Linked DNA regions of Homo sapiens: region 2 is linked to region 1. Evidence: chromatin loops called from intact Hi-C (ENCODE). Cell type or tissue: GM12878. All regions are shown on one strand. Region 1 has its middle 38 kb from the start of ADGRL4. Region 2 has its middle 140 kb from the start of LINC02792.

Region 1 (4,000 bases):
AGCCAAATACAGGAAGTCAAATACCACATATTTTCACTTATATGTGGAACCTAAAACAATAGAAGTCACAGAACCAAAAAGTAGGATGGTAGTTACTAGCAACTGGGCTGTGGGGGAATGGGAGGATTACAGTCAAAGGGTACAAAGCCTCAGTAAGGAGGGATATGTTTTATTTTTTTTTAGGTGAATTGCACAGCTTGGTGAATATAGCTGATAATTGAGTCCTTTATGTTTCAATGTTGCTGAGAGTAAATTTCTAATGTGTTCGTCAACAAATGTTAAATATTTGAAGTTAATTAGCTTAATTTACTCTTTCCATGTTGTATTAAAAAAGCGGAACACCACTTCTATAATTATATGCAACTGTAATTTGTGTATAATAAAAATAAAAATTAGAAAATCTAAGTGCATGTGCTGACCTGGATGTTTCTAAAGAGAGCCTTCAGAGCTGTCATGACATTATAAAAAATAGTGACTCATTTTAGCTTAAAAAGAGGCATATTATTCAATACCTTGCAGATTTATACTGAAAAATATTTAAACATATGAGAAACAAATATTTGGTATCTGTTAAGATATTTGAATAAAATAAATTGGATTTACTGTAAAATAAATAAGGCTTCAGAAAATGATATAGGTTGCAAAAATATATAATTGTGTCAATTGACTGAAATGCATCAAATAGCAGGTGTGACAACTGATAGCTAAAATGATATTTAACAGAAATTCGTATGATAGAATTTCATTTTTTCTTTCCCATTTCGTCATCAAAAATACACGATAGATAGAATAAAATGAAAACAGATGAAATGAATTTCCGCATGGGTTATGCAAAGTTGCATCTCCTCAGTGAAATCTTAGGAAGTCCCGAATTCATTCCTGTGATTATGACTGGAATGTGCAGAATCTGTGAATTACTTCTTCATTCTGCCAACTGACAAACTGCTCCAAGTGATGGAACACAAGGCAAAGGGAGGCAAGTTTGTTGATTAAGGCATCAGGAATTTTTTCCTTGCTCTCTGCTCTGCACCCCCTCCCCTCCTCATTTCCCTTTCTTTTTCTTTCTCCCTCCTTCTCTCCCTCCCTTTCTTCTTTTCAGTTCACTTCATGGTTTTAAAAGTTCCAGTTCCCTCAAAAACTATTATTCTGACATTTTATTTTCACAAATCTTGTCAAACATAGGTGTTAAAATGCAGTACATATGTTCACCCTGTTCTGAATTTAGTTTCCTAAAATAAGGAATAGAGTCCAGAGTAAGTTTAAAGTTGCACTAGAAAGTTTATTTATTTGTTAGCATTTGTTATCAACTCTTTCCTCAGTCTGTATGCTAATAGTCTTGTGACAGTTATACATTATTTGATGTCACCCAATGACAAAAGGAAAATTTACAACTCGTTATTAACTTTCTACATTGAATTTATTAAAAGAGGTACATAACTTTTATTGTGTCTTAATTTGTGGTAGTCTTTCAGCTACCTGAAGTTTATTTAAATGTATTATTTTTCACCAGGAAATCAGTAGTAGAACAGTTTCAAGAGGTAGCATTAAAATGTCTTTGACATATAAATGGTACAGTCTGTATTGCTGTACTTCAAATTTCATGAACTGTATCAAAGCTGGTAACATATGACATGAACATTCAGAAATACAGCTACAGATCATTTTCCTAAAATGTTTATTTTACATATCTTAACGTAGCTCATGAATGTTTATTTTGAATCAAAGAAACGTTATTTTATCTAAAAACAATTGCTACTAATTGTATGAGTACATTTTTATTAAGGGAATTCATGGCTTTAAAATAAAATGTGAATGTGACTAAACTAGATTCTTGCCAACTCTAGAAGTTTTACGGATATAATATGATTTATTTACTCACGTTTAAATCCAGAGAAAAAAACACTAATACTTTTAAATGTCATATAATAATTATATGGTTTTTTTTTAGATGTGCTATTTGAAATATAAGTAGAACTTGCTAAGGAGAAGTGCCGAATATCTAAAAACTTCAGTGAATAATTATTTTAACACCATTTGTTAAAAATATTTAATGAAAACTAAATACGTTTAATTTTCTTGCTTTTATATATTAATAAGTGAAATAAAGCACTTTAATCTCTGTATTTTAATCTTTTAACTCATGGAAAATTTTATTTTTAATATAAATAAACATGCTCTATGATCAGTGACTTTTTTCATGTGTCAGAAAGATGTTTTAAGTGAAACGGGAAAAGTTTGCTTGTCCCCCTACAGGGTTTGAGGCAGGGTGTGTGGCTCGCTTCTTCAGTGCTACGCTGCTCAGACCTCTAGGGGAGCATACAGATGGTCAGGCTGTGCGGCTCCGACCCCATGGCACTGTCTAGGGTTGAGTGTTTACAGCTCCTGAACCCCCAGTGGGCATGTATTACTGGGCGCTCTCTTAGTCTGCCATCTATAGGCAGCTTGTGTTAACCAGCTCAATTAGACCCTCTACCTTGTCACAAGAACAGAGGGCTTTCTGTATCCTGGGTTCTTGCCTTGGTGTATGGGAAGAATCAGATCACATACATGTGGGCTTGGAGAATGAGTCCAAAGTTTCATTGAGTGGGAGTAGCTCTCCGACGATAGGGGAGCCAGAAGGGAGATGGTTTTCCCTCAGAGTTGAGTCATTTGGCAGCCCCAGCTTTCCTCTGACTGCCCCGGCCAAACTCCGCCTCATGCCGGCCTTCGAAGGCCTGCCAGTGTACCCTCGTCTGTTAGTGTGCTTTTCTGCCAGCGTGCTCCCATTGACGTCCTCTCGACGTCCAGCCTCTTGTGTCTTCTGCCAAACTGTTTCTCTGTCTCTGCCAGCTGCCTCTGTCTCTGCCTTGGTAGGGTCTCGGGATTTTATAGGCCCAGGATGGGGACGTGGTGGGCCAGGGTGGTCTTGGGAAATGCAACATTTAGGCGAAATGGCAGGACTGCCTGTCCTCACCTAGGTCCGTGGGGGTGGAGCCCTAGCCAGGGACCACGCCCTGCTACACCCAGCGCTTCCCTTCCCTCCTTCTGTATCATTTAAAGGGACCATGCTCTTCCATTTCCAGCACTCCCGTATCATAAGGAATTCTGAAATTCTTTTTTTCTCTTGAAATTAAAAAATAATCTGGACTTCAGTATCAATTGAACACCTTATGGTTTTATTCTTGACGCTTATAACCTTAATTGGCATTAGTGGTTTTTTCTGTAAAATGGGATAGTAATGTCTGTTCTACCATTCTCACACCACAGCTTTTTAGGGGGAGGTGGAGATGTTGAAGACAATTTGAGCTAATGGCTATAAAATAATGTTTGACTCATAAAAGTACAATTTGCTATCAGTATTGTTATGTTATTTGTGATTTATAAAACAACATTGATTTTTTATTTTGAAAATAAATATGAAAATGTATAGCTAAATAGAAAATTGGGGGATCTATAATCCAATCCATATATTTCACAGACCAACAGAAACCAAATGAAGGATGTATGAAGTGATTAGAACCCCAAATGGATTACCTACTTCAGCATACACTCCACTTACCATTATGCATTGGTTTGTGTGCCAATTCATTACTTTATTTTTGCCAACAGATTTTCATTAAGATTCAAATCTATCAGTTTGAATGTTCTTAGCATAAAGAAAAAACTAAATATTTAAGGTGAAGAATATCCCAATTACCCTGATTTGATCTTTATATATTACATGAATATATCTAATTATCACATGTACTCCAAAAATATGTACATGTATTATGTATCAATAAAAAGGTTAAATTATCTGATAAATCTATATATTTTACTTGGTTTATGCAGGGTGGATTAACTACCAAAGACTGCATTAAAGTTGGATGAAAATGTAATCTGGTTAAATTGGCCCAAAATATTAATCACTACCATTAGCACAGTAATCCATTATATTAGTATAAAGCTTTGTGTGACAGTGCAACTTTCACATAAATCTTTAGTCAATCTTGGCAACAATAGTACAAGATAGAAATTATCA
Region 2 (4,000 bases), 420 kb after region 1:
CACCCTACAGTGCTACAGAACAGGGGTCCCCAACCCTCGGGCTGTGGACCAGTACTGCTTCATGGCTTGTGAGGAATCGGGCCATACAGCAGGTGATGAGTGACAGATGAGCGAGCATTATTGTCTGTGAGATCGGCAGTGACATTAGATTCTCACAGGAGAACAAACCCTATTGTAAACTGCACGTGCAAGGGGATCGAGGTTGTGTGCTCCTTATAAGAATCTAATGCCTAACAGTTTCATCCCAAAACCATCTCCCCAACCCCTACCCACCCTGCCGTAGAAAAATTGTCTTCCACAAAACCAGTCCCTGGTACCAAAAACGTTGGGGATGCTATTATAGAACACTAGAAGCTATTACTCTTATCTAGCTGCAATTTTGTAGCTGTTAACCAACTCTTCCCTATTGTTTCCTGCCCCCTACCCTTCCTACCCTCTAATACCTACAATTCTTCTCTGTTTGGTAAGCAGGAGATCCCCAGCAGTCCTCATTCCCTCCACGGACACCTGCAATTCTACCTAAATGAGATGCCATTGCTAATTTCACTGCTCAAGCGTATGGACTCATTATTGTCTACTCTAACTGACAAATGCACATTTTAAAATGTTTCGCAGCCTCTAGTCTGTTTCTGCTCCAATCTACATAACTTGATGTTGCCAGATAGATAATCTGAACACAAAACTCTGATCAGGCACTTCCCTACCCTCAACTGAAAAATCTTCGATGATTCCCCATTGCTAACTGAAAACATTTCCAACTCCCTTAATTGAATAAAAGCTCTTTAAAAGCTCTCGCCGAGCTGTTTTTCCAGACTTACCTCCCACTCTTCTTTTTCTTGTACTCTATACTATAGCCAGAATGGAGTATTTGCATATCCTTGTGCATTTCTAGCTACATTATTTCCAAACTTGGTGATTCTACTATACTTTTCCCTGTGTACAATGCCCTTTCCACTATCTCCACAATCAACACAACTTCCAAGTTTCATATGCCACATCAAGATGTGCCTGAACTTTCCAGGCAGAAATATCTCGCTTTTCACTTAACTCTCCTAAATGGGCAAGTGGTTATTTCTAACTTACATTGTAATTTCAGAAAACCATTCTTAGGTTTTCTACTTTATGTGAGTCCCCTATCCTATTGCCTGTAACTTCTTATTACTCACAATGCACTTTTTTCTCTTCTCATAATTACTTAATTAATATTTCATAATAAAAAGTAAATTATATAGGGATGTAAATATACGTGAATACCACTATTGCTAAGTCTAAAAAAAAGTAGTAACACCATACATAAATGTAAAAGTAGTAACACCATACATACAGACTTTGGTCAAAGATGCTGTGGGAGAGAAGGAATTAAAAGGAGGAGAAAGAAGAATTGGAACCTTTGTCCTCAAGCTCTTGCTATGTGCTATTACCACAATCACGGCTTTATCTACTGTTTTCAGAAAAACTCAGTCAGGTATGAAAAATAAGACTCCAAGTGGCTACAGAACATAAAACAGGTGACTGCCATAGCCAAGAATTAGACCAATTGCCACTTACCTTCAAAACTAGTTTTCTTGCCCAAAATACTGAAAAACTGACTGAGATTCCCTAGACAGTGGGGATTAACATATCTGAGGACCAGTTATTTCAATATAATATTGTTAATAAAGCACAATCTTGACAAGCTGAGTCTCCAAAATTTCAGTACTCGGTGACTTCCATTTTAGTTAACAGACTTATTTTACATTTAAACTACAATAAAATGAAAGCAGTGTTCAGGATTCAATGCAACATCCATTGACTATTGTACAAAACTTTTTTAACCTAAAAAATACAGTTGTATCTGAAAACAACAGCAATGGTCCAGCAATTATATATTTTTTCAATAATAGATTTTATGTTTAGAGTAGACATTAGGTGTCCTGCACCCATCTAAGAAATACCTGAGTATTATTCAACAAACATCTGTTATGCTTACAGCTTGAGAAATGACAGTTGATATTGAAAATATGTCAACTCTCTTAACATCATCAAGAGCAGAATTCTTAACCAGTGGATGTTATCAATAACATGGAATGCTTCTTCTTTGAGAATGAAAGTTATATGGTCAGCTTTGGCTGTTTCACTGTTGATGAAACTCTGGGCAGCCAATGTGTCACTGAGGGGATGACAGTACTCTTAAGAAGGAAGTTACCAAAAGTGAACTGATTCCCCTTGTGACAAATACAGTGATGGAGCAGATGAGGTAAACTTACAACTTTTATGGTTTCTCTGTTTCTATTTCAGGTGCTTAAGTGTCCGAGAAGCTGAAGCCCATGCTTGCCCTTGAATCTCTTCTGTGTTTTTCTCTGTTCCTCAGTGGTCTCTAAAATAAAACTAATCTCAGTGCTGGTTTTAGAAAACCTGATATTGAGGTTCAGCAGGGACTGCTAGATGGTTTCCTGTTCAACATTTTCAATAAGGAATACATACATAGGGTAAAAGTTAAAAACAAAAATCAAAATTTTTCCAGTACATTAAGCTATGCTATGACAGGTGAAAGTTTCTCTCTACCTCCAAAACCTCAGTCCCTTTTGCCTTAGACTGTTTCTCGTTAACTGTATTGAGGATTTGATGTTTTAGTGTTGTTCTACCTGCAGTTATCAACAATGTGCTTTATTAACATGTTTTAACTGTTAGTCATTCTAAGATGTGCTAAAAATTATAGCCCACGAGCAACAGTATCAAGAGGATTCCTTTTTTTTTTTTTTTTGAGACAGAGTCTCGCTCTGTCACCAGGCTGGATGGCAGTGGCGCCATCTCAGCTTACTGAAACCTCCAACTCTCAAGGGGTTTCTTGTTTATGTTTTACTCAATGGTATTTTAAAATTTAGTTTTGTGAATTATTTCGTTCAATCCTTGTAAAACACCAAGAGATAATTATCTCAATTTTTAACTATGAGGAGGTTGAAATTAAGACACCGAAAATAACTTGCATAGAGTCACACCAGTAAGATATGAGTTAGAGAAGCCAGGACTCAAATCTGTCTGACTCCACTGAATGATGTTCTAAAGCATTGCTCTATATGGTATTGCCTTTATGTAGCCTTGAAAATTTAAATTATAGTGATTCTTGGATTTCCACCAGAAACCCAGCTTCAAATTCATCAACTGAGCTGTTTGCCTACACATGTTCATACAAATGTGCTTTCAGTCCAGCCCCCATTCCTAAGGCTGCCAGATTTAGCAAATAAAAAGTCAGGCCGGGCGCGGTGGCTCACGCCTGTAATCCCAGCACTTTGGAGGCCGAGGTGGGCGGATCACAAGGTCAGAAGTTTGAGACCAGCCTGACCAACATGGTGAAACCCTGTCTCTACTAAAAATACAAAAATTAGCCAGGTGTGGTGGCACGTGCGTGTAATCCCAGCTACTCAGGAAGCTGAGGCAGGAGAATTGCTTGAACCCAGGAGGCAGAGGTTGCAGTGAGCCTAGACTCCAGCCTGGGTGACAGAACGAGACTCCATCTCAAAAAAAAAAAAAAAAAAAAAAGTCAGGATGGTTGGTTAAATTTTAATTGCAAATAGACAACAAAAACTTTTCTAGTCTAAGTGTACCCCAACCAAAATAGCGAGAGTGGACATTCACTGGGCAAGTACCATGCAATCTTTGGTAGATAGCTATACTAAAAAGTATTCATTGTTCATGTGAAATTAGAATATAACTGGATGTCTTATGTTTTGCCTAATAATCCTACCCATTCCACTTCTTTTGGGTTTCAGTGCTTTGATATTTAACATACAATCCAAGAATTGCCATTCCCATGAAAGTAACTGTAACCCTCATACCTTATACTTTCTTCACTTTCTGTTTTCCTCAGTACATTGTTTTCTATTCTGAAAAATACAAAAACAAAAAACTGGCATTGGAAGACTTGTGTTCTGTTACAATTTGAAAAATTGTGCAGGGTCAGAGGGATGCCGTTTAGTAAAGGATGTCTGGCCATAATTGATGTCTTCATAGCAGTTGTGAT

Evidence for each region. Peaks named below come from ENCODE experiments on the same cell type or tissue, not always from the same donor. Only the 100,000 strongest peaks of a DNase experiment are listed, where the experiment ranks them.
Region 2: a loop joins it to region 1, with 2.1 times the contacts of the local background. A loop is called at or near these places in 1 of 110 quality-filtered maps.

Annotation. Positions count from the first base shown.
Region 1 is chr1:79,042,775-79,046,774 of GRCh38, forward strand. No RefSeq gene overlaps it. Among named protein-coding and RNA genes, the nearest start is that of ADGRL4, 38 kb to the left of the region's middle. In GM12878, a CTCF peak has its summit at 2,428 (motif pointing left); no DNase peak of the experiment used is centred here.
Region 2 is chr1:79,458,727-79,462,726 of GRCh38, forward strand. No RefSeq gene overlaps it. Among named protein-coding and RNA genes, the nearest start is that of LINC02792, 140 kb to the left of the region's middle. RefSeq lists an enhancer at 2,773-2,822. In GM12878, no CTCF peak of the experiment used is centred here; a DNase peak (open chromatin) is centred at 2,265; H3K4me3 peaks cover 626 bases; H3K27ac peaks cover 1,026 bases.